Regions from separate parts of the Homo sapiens genome. Here region 2 is linked to region 1. A link is an interaction called in ENCODE POLR2A ChIA-PET data of the cell type or tissue named here. Cell type or tissue: PC-9. All regions are shown on one strand. Links, peaks and the distances in the headings refer to the core of each region. The heading gives the core; the rest is flanking DNA. Region 1 overlaps SEPSECS-DT (SEPSECS divergent transcript). Region 2 overlaps PI4K2B (phosphatidylinositol 4-kinase type 2 beta).

Region 1 (5,377 bases), core at 227-5,226:
TTCTCTTCATTTTGCGTGGCAGCTTTTTCCTTTTCCTTCAGTGTAAATGTCACCTCCTCTGAGAAGCCTTCCCTTTCCATTTTGTCTAAGTAAGAACCTAGTTTTGAGGAAAAGCCCTATATATTCACTTTAATTTTTTTTTTTTTTTTTGAGACAGAGTCTTACTCTGACACTCAGGCTGGATGGTAGTGGTACGATCTCAGCTTGCTGCAATCTCCGTCTCCCGGGTTCGAGCGATTCTCCTGCCTCAGCCTCCCGAATAGTTGGGATTACAGGTGTCCGCCACCACGCCAGGGTAATTTTTGTATACTTAGTAGAGATGGGGTTTCACCGTGTTGGTCAGGCTGGTCTCGAACTCCTACTTCAGGTGATACTCCTGCTTCGGCCTCCCAAAGTGCTGGGATTACAAGCGTGAGCCACCACACCTGGCACCCACTTTAAATTATTGTATGAGTTGATCGCTTGTATAATATCTGGATTGGAAGCGTCTGGAAGACGGGAACCCTATTTATTCACCTACTCTTCTGAGCACTTAGCATAGTGCCTGGCACATAGTAAGCATTCACAGTTTTGGATGGATAAATGATAACAATGGATTCCAAGGGTTGCTTTTCTTTTGGTGGTTACTGAATGAACCCAGATGTGGAGACAGGAGAGAGAGTAGGGACCAGTGACAAATAGGCGACACCTCATATTTTGAGAGTATTTTAAATTGAAAAGGAGACGTTTTCTAATGGTGGATACAAATAGGCAAATAATGACCACATTGCTTTACCATTCCATCCGCGTATGTTTTACAATGTTTAGGGTAGAGGAAACGACAAGTCTCTTAAGAGGCATGGCAGGATCTGACTGTCATCAACCTCATTAATGAGGCCTCTTAAACAACTTGAAGCGGAATAATTTCCCTAAAAAAGCCGCTTCAAAGAGCAGTTGGAAGTGGAGAGTGAGGGAGTAATAGAATCAGTAACTAGGTTGCTGAGAGAAGTCTCCTGTGATTAGAAAAAGAAAAAAATGTAGTAATTACATTCTGTGGAGACTAAGAGAACTCAGAAACCATGGTCTTGCCTTCATCTTTATTTCTAATGGAGAGAGATGAAATAAAATCTGTGGATGTAGCAGAAGGTCATTTAAGGCCTTCCCTGTGATGAGTAAAGCAATCCTGTCCCCAGAGGGAGGAAAGATACGTAGAGAAAGCTTCCTTCAAACACTAAAACTGCTGAAATAGTTATAATTCCCAGTAAAAGCAGGAGCAAGAGAAAAGCTGCAGGAGATCTGTCGGGAGTCCGTGAACAGGCCTGGAGCCTGGGGCTTTTGCCACTTGAAACAGAGTGAGGGAGAACTTCAGGGGCCTTTGACTTGGAGAGACGGCGGCTGTGGGGAGGATCAAGTACTGGCGGGGAGTGCAGTCTCTGGAATCAGACAAATGGAGTTCCAAGCCTGGCTCCCCTTGTTGCTCCAGCATAGGTTTGTGCAAAATATCCCACACCTCTAGGCTTCAGCTGATTCTTCTATGAAAGGGGTTAATAATAAAGAGGGAAGGCAATGACCACGTGGTAGGGAGGGACTCCCTCTGCCTGCCCTCGCAAATGTGAGGGTTCATGATCACAGCTGATACAGCTAGTCGTAGCCATGGTGGCGAATAGGCCACTTGATCCTAGATGTGTGGAGAGTGTGGACTGGCTCACTTCAACTCCTTCCAACCAACCTTACCAGGGGCTACAAAACGACAAACTATATTCTCTAGGCTCCCTCCCAACTAGCATTCCAGAAACAAATCAAGTTTGGCCATTAGATTATACTCAACTGAGATTTGGAAGGTGGATCTGGTGGAGACCAACTTCCTGTTCCATGACAAGCCTTTGATGTCATTGGCAAACAAGGTAGTAGGAACATGAGGCTTTTCAGCCTTTCTGCATCCATTTTCCAGCCTTCTGCGTGTCTAGAGGCAGCGTGAGGAGCAGCGCTGTAACCAAATGCGGGTCCGGTTGCTTGTTGCCTACAGAGTTCAACAAGAGCAAGGTCTGGTGGAAAGAAAGTGACTTTATTAACCAAAACTAGTAATGGGAAGTGGCTGGATTCCCATCCAAAGTGACCACTTTGAATTTGGGGGGAAAGACAAGGGGCAAGGGATTAAAAAGGGGAAACTTGGTATGGAAGACATGCAAGAATTAGACTGAATACAATGTCTGTGTGTCTCATTCCAGTGGCTGTCTTGGGTCTCAGTCTACCTGGAGCATGGGCTGACATCATCTCCACAATGGCTGGGTTGTTCACTAGCCACCTTGAGATAATCTCTGGAATTTTGCAGCTGGGTCTCCAGGCTTGGTCTGCCCATCTCAAGATTAGCCCCTGGAACTTCTAAGAAGGCACATAATTAGATACTAGCGTACCGTTAGACAAATGTGGAGGGAGTGTATGCGGTGAGAAAGAGAGGGATGTGGAGTTTATTTTTTTGAAGGCTTCTGCAGTTTGCTTCAAGGTTACATCTTGAAACTCATTTTGAAGCCAAGCTGCTTGTTTAGTGTGGCTTCCTGATACGGGAACAGTCTCACAGTTGAAATCAGTAGCCCTAGTGGTGGCCTCAGAGGTAGTAGCTCTTCTGGTGGGTCAGTTCTGCTTTTTTCTGGGAGTCATTTCTGGAAACCTAGTCTAAAGCCCATACCCTTAGACCTTCCAATTATTGTGTAAACAGCCATTCCCTGAATTAAATCCCTTGGAAGTTAAGACATCTTGAGTCATTTCTTTCTCCTGCCCTCAATCTTGACTCTTACACCAGATTTTCGCATTTTTTTCCTTCACAATCCCAACTGTGTAGCACATTTTTATAAGTGAGAATTTTTTTTTTCTAGAAAAAGCATCATTCACTTCACTTGGTTGTGTTACTTTTCCTGAATTATTTACATCAATGGAAAGACTGACCAATCACCCCATTCCTACATAATTAAGCCTGAGGCATTGCCATTCCCTGGTGACAGCTGCACAAACTGCAACTGTAATGCTGGGCAGGGAATAATTAGAGTCAATAGAGCAACTTCACAATCCCAAGCCAATAAAGTGAAGCCTGATACTGATGTTTTAATGGAATATTGAAAATGAAGAGTTGAGAGAAAAGACTTTCTCCAGCATTGTCCAAGAGAGATAGAGCATTGATGACTCAATGAGTCTTCCTGCCAGTTTGGCAGATACAGCCTTTTAGTTGAGAGTGACTCACCATGCCTCAGTGGTGACTGTATTCCTTAAAAATAGCAGCTCCCGTTGCAATGGACTCAAATCCTTTTTGCAAGGAGGCAGGAAATAAACTCACTCTGCAACCTTCTTATTTCAACTTAGTTTCCCTATTGGTCATTCTAACCATCTGACATCTGTGCTGGTGTGGTTGTTACTTCTCTAAATCCATAGACACTAATAAATTAGCATTCTAGTCTTTTTTTTTTTTTTTTAGCTTCTTGTGAGACTGGTTACAATGATTCAGTTCAACAGAGCCTGATTCTCTCTAAGAGAACTGAGAAAAATTTGTGAACCTAAAGATCTGAGTCCAAATCTGAGACCCAAAAACCCATGAACCCTGAGATCTTCTTCTACCCCTAAAGCCTGATTTGCAGTCCAAGCGAGTGGGCAAACACACACTCTCTGGCCAATTCTTCATTATCTGCATGTGGGTCATTTGTAACCATTTATTTTCAATTATAAGACTAGTTGAAAAGGCCGGCCTCTTGAGTTCAAGAGATATGAGTTCAAATCTTGGCTATGCAGCTTCCTAGCTGTGTGATCTTGGACAAGTTACTTCACCTTTCTGTGCTTCACTTTCCTGATCTATAAGGAGTCAATAAGAAAACCCACTTGACATGGAATTAAAAATATATAAAGTAACTAGCATAAATAAATAATAGTGGCCAGGCATGGTGGCCCACATCTGTAAACCCACCACTTTGCAAGGCTGAGGCAGGAGAATCACTTAAGCCCAGGAGTTCAAGACCAGCCTGGGCAACATAGTGAAACTCCATCTCTACAAAAAATAAAAGATTAGCCAGGCGTGTTGACACATCCCTGTAGTCCCAGCTACTCCGGAGGCTGAGCTAGGAGGATCACTGTAGCCCAGGAGTTCAAGGCTGCAGTGAGCCATGATCGCGCCACTGCACTCCAGAACCTGGGCAAAAGAGCACTCCCCTGTCTCAAAAAAAAAAGTGGACTAGGGCTCTGTCCAAAGACAGATAGAAAAAGGGTTCCAGGAGGAGGAAAGTGTAGGAGGAACAGTGTGGTGATAAAAAGAAGCCTGATAGGCCTTTCTGTGACAGGTCTTAAAGGCCATTTTCAACTCAAATAGTCTGATTACAAAAGCAGCCACGAATGCTTCCTGCTCCCAGCATCCACGCCCTTAGGCAATCCTGTCTCACTCTGGACTTGGTCATGCAACTGGCTGTGACCAGCGGGATGGGTGGTAGCAAATGTGATTCAGGTAGAGGCATTCAAAGGGCTTGCACATCTGGGCTGACCCCAAGGATGTGCAGTCATCCCTCTGTATCCATGGGGGATTGGTTCCAGGACCTCCCAAAATCAGTGGACACTCTAGTCTCTTATATAAAATGCTGCAGTGTTTCCATATAACCTATGCGCATCCTTTTGTATCCTTCAAATCATTTCTAGATTACTTATGTTACTTAATACAATGTAAATGCTGTGTAGATAGTTGTTATACTAAATTATGACAAGAAATAATGACAAGAGAAAAATCTATATGGGTTCAGTACAGTCTCAATTTTTTCCTGAGTATTTTCTATCTGCAGTTGGTTAAAACCAGAGATGCGGAGCGCATGGATACGGAGGGCTGACTGCGCTTGGAACATTTCTGTCACCATGTGAACAAGCCTACTCTAGCCAGGTGGATGCTGTGAAACACGTGGCCCAGTCCTCTCCAACATCCCAGTCAACAGCCGGCACTGCCAGAGACATGGCAATCCAGCTCTCTGCAGCTGCCTATAGATTCACACGCAAGCCCAGTCAAGACCAATAGAATGGCCCAGTTGAGCCCTGTTCAAACTGTAACCCATAGAACTGTGACCAAAATAAATGGTAGTCATTTTAAGCCATTACATTTTGGGATGGGTTGTGAAAGAAGTAAAAGCTTGCTGAAAATTGGGGGGTGAGCATGAGAAGTGGGGGCAGATGAGTGACATAGGCAGGTATGAAATGCTATCCAGATCGATGTGCATTTAGGAAACTGGAGCATTCTAAATATTTGATTGAGCAAAATAACTATTTGCATAAATTTGCTTCAAGATAAATAGGTCGAGCTCCCCTTCCTTTTTCCCTTCCTTTTTTTCTCTCCTTTTCTCTACTTTTCCCTTCTTCCTTCCTCTCTTCCTCCTCCTCACAG
Region 2 (5,377 bases), core at 214-5,213, 68 kb after region 1:
GAACCAAAACAGAACAGACAAAGGGTAGCCTGTCACAGTCTCTTGGTGAATGCTGTATGCTGAACAATATCTGTGATTAAAGTGATTAATTTCATAAAGGTAGTTCTTATAACTTCCCTAAAGTCCATTTCAGCAGAAATGGTTTTAACTACTGGTGCTATTGTGTCCGGAATTGGTGGGTTCTTGGTCTCACTGACTTCAAGAATGAAGCCATGGACCCTCGCGGTTAGTGTTACAGTTCTTAAAGGCGGTGTGTTCGGAGTTTGTTCCTTCTGATGTTCGGATGTGTTCGGAGTTTCTTCCTTCTGGTGGGTTCGTGGTCTCGCTGGCTCAGGAGTGAAGCTGCGACCTTCACGGTGAGAGTTATGGCTCTTAAGCTGGCGCGTCTGGAGTTGTTCATTCCTCCTGGTGGGTTCCTGGTCTCGCTGGCTTCAGGAGTGAAGCTGCAGACCTTTGCGGTGAGTGTTACAGCTCATAAAGGCAGTGTGGACCCAAAGAGTGAGCAGCAGCAAGATTTATTGCAAAGAGCGAAAGAACAAAGCTTCCACAGTGTGGAAGGGGACCTGAGCAGGTTGCCACTGCTGGTTCGGGCAGCCTGCTTTTATTCCCTTATCTGGCCCCACCCACATCCTGCTGATTGGTCCATTTTACAGAGCACTGATTGGTCTGTTTTACAGAGAGCTGATTGGTCCATTTTGACAGGGTGCTGATTGGTGCGTTTACAATCCCTGAGCTAGACACAAAAGTTCTCCAAGTCCCCACTAGATTAGCTAGATACAGAGCACTGATTGGTGCATTTACAAACCTTGAGCTAGATACAGAGTGCTGATTGGTGTATTTACAATCCCTTAGCTAGACATAAAGGTTCTCTAAGTCCCCACTAGACTCAGGAGTCCAGCTGGCTTCACCCAGTGGATCCCACACTGGGGCCACAGGTGGAGCTGCCTGCCAGTCCCGTGCCTTGCGCCCACACTCCTCAGCCCTTGGGTGGTCGATGGGACGGGGCACCATGGAGCAGGGGGTGGCGCTTGTTGGGGAGGCTCGGGCTGTGCAGGATCCCACAGCAGCAGGGGGAGGCTCAGGCATGGCCGGCTGTAGGTCCTGAGCCCTGCCCTACGGGGAGGCAGCTAAGGCCCAGTGAGAAAGCGAGCACGGTGCCGGCCCAGGGGGACCCAGCAGCACCCTCTGCAGCTGCTGGCCTAGGTGCTAAGCCCTTCACTGCCCGGGGCCGGTGGGGCCGGCCAGCCGCTCCGACTGCGGAACCTGCCAAGCCCATGCCCACCCGGAACTCGCGCTGGCCCGCAAGTGCCACACGCAACCCCAGTTCCCGCCCACACCTGTCCCTCCACACCTCCCCACAAGCTGAGGGAGCTGGCTCTGGCCTCAGCTAGTCCAGAAAGGGGCTCCCACAGTGCAGTGGCGGGCTGAAGGGCTCCTCAAGTGCGGCCAGAGTGGGCGCCGAGGCCGAGGAGGCGCCGAGAGTGAGCGAGGGCTGCAAGGGCTACCAGCACACTGTCACCTCTCAATCCCCCCTCTAAACAGGACACCCCAACTGCTGTTGGGAATTTGGCCAATGACTGCTCTAGCTACTTCCTGCTGGATAGGGGCAATGAAGTGGCCCTGCAGTTTTAGTGTCCTCCAGAGGGGAGCTCTCTAGGCCAGTAAAAGTGCCAGCAGGTTGGTCCAGGGGTCCTCAGTAGAATTTGTTAGTTGAACTCATTTGGGGTTCCATTTGTAAGACCATTTGTAGCTTGATGGCCTCGATGCTAGAGGAAACAAATTTGACAAGAAGGTTAAAAATACAGGGTCCAAAGGCAAGTAACAGCAAGATGGCTGCCACAGGACCTAGAAAGGGGAGAAGTCATGTTGCCCAACTCCAGAGGTTGGTATAAGAGTTTGAAAGGCATTGTCTGATTTCAGAAGCCTTTTCCTGTAAACACCAGGTGGCATCTCGTACTGGTTAGTGTAAAAATAACACTCTTCCCCTAAGAAGGTGCAGAGTCCTTTCTCAGCAGCGAAGAGGTCTAGGCCTTGGCGGTTTTGGAGATTCACTGCTGCCAAAGAGTCTATTTGGGATTGTAGAGTAAGGATAGATTTTGTTATTTCTTGCAAACTGTCTGAAAAATCCTTTGAGAGTGTGTGGTAGTAGAATAATGAAGTAGATAAACTGGCTATTCTGGTTCCTGTAGCAGTAGCCATTCCTAACCCTATAAGTAGGGGTATTAATTGTATGGCTCTGCACTAATGGAGTTGAGCTTTGAGGGGTACTGATAGGGTCTGATTTCCTGGGGCAATGGTAATGTTGGGACTTAGAAAGACTAAGGTGCAGGTGCCAGTCCAGTTAGTGGGGAGGCAGATATTGGTCGATGTTCCACATAACAAGAATATGCCTTGGCTGGGTAGACAGAAATTTACCCTGGCTTTTAAAGGAATAGGGTATGCTGTTTTTCTTTACTACTTCCATCTCTCTTTCTTTCTCTTTGATTTCTTTGTCTCTTCCTCTCTTTCTGACTCTCTGACTTTGTGTCTGTCCCTCTTTCTTTCTGACTCCTTCTCTTTGTCACTTTCTCTTTGACTCTCTGTTTCTTCCTCTCTCTGTCTCCTTCTCTTTGTCTCTCTGTTTCTGTCTCTCTGTCTCTTCCTCTCTGTCTCTTTCTTTGACTTCCTGTCTCTTTCCTTCCTACTGGTCTTTCCCTGCCTCTGCCAGCCACTTATGCTGCTGTTCTCCCCTCTTCTTCCCCTTTTTGATGGCTTTGGCAGTGTAAGACTGCCACCCCCTTGGGTTTTTTGCACTGCATGCAATAACTCTATAATTTCCTTGTGGTATTTAGTGGGGGTTCCCCCGGAGGTTAGGAACTCCCTTTCTTTCCACATTGCAGCATGGGCATGTAGGATTAGATAAGCATACATGCTATCTGTATACACATTTATTCTTTTTCCCTTTCCCAGTTCTAAGGCTCTGGTAAGTGCCACTAGTTCTGCTAACTGGACACTGGTCCCTGGGGGAAGAGGCTTACTTTCAAGTATGGTTACATCACTAACTATGGTGTAACCTGCCCTTCGTATCCCATTCTCCACAAATGAACTTCCATCGGTATATAGGTTAAGGTCAGGATTAGTTAAGGGGACTTCTAAGAGATCATCTTGGGTGGCATAAATCTGGACTATAATTTGTTGGCAGTCATGCTCGATTGGTTCCCCATCCTCTGGGAGAAAAGTGGCAGGGTTGAGGGCCATGCATGTGCGTATTTGAAGCACTGGTCCCTCAAGGAGTAGCACCTGGTATCTAAGTAGGCGGTTGTCTGATAGCCATAAACTTCCTTTGGCACCTAGTATGCCATTTACATCATGAGTAGTCCAGACAGTGAGATCCTTTCCTTGTATGATTTTGATAGTTTCTGACACCAAGACGGCCACTGCTGCAACTACACTTAAACAGTGAGGCCAGCCTTTTGCTACTACATCAGTTTCCTTACTTAGGTATGCCACTGGTTGTGGGGTTGTCCCAGGAGTCTGAGTAAGGACTCCAAGAGCTATCTCGGCTCCCTCTGTGACGTATAAAGAGAAGTTTTGTCCTGTGGGAAGGCTTAAAGCTGGAGCTTGTACTAGGGCCTGCTTTAAGGTTTTGAAGGCTGTTTCTGCCTCTGGTTCCCATTCTACTAGATGAGTATTTGCCCTCTGGGTTTCCTTGTTTAGAGTATAGAGGGGCCTGGCTATCTCGCTGTATCCAGGGATGCATAGTCAGCAAAAGCCGGTAATTCCAAGGAACCCACTTAACTGTTTTAATGTCTTAGGGTGAGGATAAGCCAGTATAGGCTGTATTCGTTCCTTGCTGAGGGCCCTGGTCCCTCTGGCTAAGATTAGGCCTAGATATTTGACCTGCTGTAGGCAAAGCTGGGCCTTCGACCTAGACACCTTGTACCCTTGATTAGCTAGAAAGTTCAAGAGATCTAGAGTAGCCTGCTGGCATGAGGCTTCCAAACTGGCAGCCAAAAGTAAATCATCCACATATTGAAGGACCAGAGTGCCTGGACTTGAGAAGTGGCCTAGACCTTGGGCCAGTGCCTGACTAAACAGATGAGGGCTATCCCTAAACCCCTGGGGCAAGACCTTCCACGTAAGTTGGGACTTGTGGTCTGTGGGATCCTCAAAGGCAAAGAGGAACTGGGAGTCAGAGTGCAGGGGAATACAGAAGAAGGCATACTTGAGGTCCAGAACCGTGAACCATTCTGCTTCCTCCGGTATTTGAGAGAGCAGGGTATTGGGGTTGGGTACCACTGGATATAGAGGAATTACTGCCTCATTGATGAGTCTAAGATCTTGCACTAGTCTCCACTGACCATTCAGTTTTTGTACTCCCAGAATTGGGGTGTTGCAGGGACTGCTGCATTTCCTTACTAAGCCTTGAGCTTTCAAATGTTTAACAATATTCTGTAATCCTTTATGAGTTTTAGGCCTTACCAGATATTGCCTTTGGTAAGGAAAAGTGGTGGGATCTTTTAACCTGATTTGGACTGGCTGGGCATTTTTTGCCCTTCGAAAGTGTCCTTCCAATGCCCAGACTTCAGGGTTGATTCCCTCCTCAAGTAGGGGACAACAAATGGGTAACTTGTTCCCTATATTCATGCAGATAACAGCTCCAGCCTTGGCTAATATATCCCTCCCTAATAAGGGTGTGGGACTTTCAGGCATAACAAGAAATGCATGTGAAAAGAGCAAAGTCTCCCAATTACAACTGAGGAGGTGGGAGAAATACCTGGTTACAGGCTGTCCCAGGATTCCTCAGATGGTAGTGGACCTTGAGGACAGTCGTCCAGGACAGGAGATTAACACTGAGAAGGCCGCGCCCGTGTCCAGGATGAAGTCAATTTCCTGGCCCTCAATAGTTAAACATACCCAGGGCTCAGTGAGGGTGATGACATGAGCTGGCGCTTGCCCCGGGCACCCTCAGTCCTGTTGTTGGATCATCTGGTTGGGGGCTTCTGACCCAGGGAACCTTCGTCCTCTGGGGCAGTGCACCTTCCAGTGATTGCTTCGGCATAGTGGACATGGATGAGGGGGCAGCTTGTTTCTCATTGGACAATCTTTTTTAAAGCATCCTAGTAAACCACACTGATAACAAGCCCTACCGGGTGATTGGCCTGCTCCATTTTCTGTCCTCTCTGAACCACCAAGGTTTGTTTGTCTGAGGGCCATGACTAAGGCTGCGGCCTTTCTCTGATCTTGCTTTTCCTTTTGGGCCCGTTCCTTTTGGTCCCTATTATAGAACACCGAGGTTGCCAGGTTTAATAATGCCTCTAGATTTTGTTCAGGGCCCAGGCCTTGCTTTTGGAGCTTTCTCCTGATATCTGTGGCTGATTGGGTAATAATTATCTTT

Evidence for each region. Peaks named below come from ENCODE experiments on the same cell type or tissue, not always from the same donor. Only the 100,000 strongest peaks of a DNase experiment are listed, where the experiment ranks them.
Region 2: POLR2A ChIA-PET joins it to region 1 with 6 read pairs; 17 of 35 experiments call an interaction of 5 or more read pairs at or near these places.

The regions. Positions count from the first base shown.
Region 1 is chr4:25,170,478-25,175,854 of GRCh38, forward strand. The region is part of intron 1 of SEPSECS-DT (SEPSECS divergent transcript); the gene reads left to right. Among named protein-coding and RNA genes, the nearest start is that of SEPSECS-DT, 12 kb to the left of the region's middle. In PC-9, for the core only: no CTCF peak of the experiment used is centred there; DNase peaks (open chromatin) are centred at 3,234 and 4,384; H3K27ac peaks cover 2,145 bases.
Region 2 is chr4:25,238,272-25,243,648 of GRCh38, forward strand. The region is part of intron 1 of PI4K2B (phosphatidylinositol 4-kinase type 2 beta); the gene reads left to right. Among named protein-coding and RNA genes, the nearest start is that of PI4K2B, 6.9 kb to the left of the region's middle. In PC-9, for the core only: no CTCF peak of the experiment used is centred there; no DNase peak of the experiment used is centred there.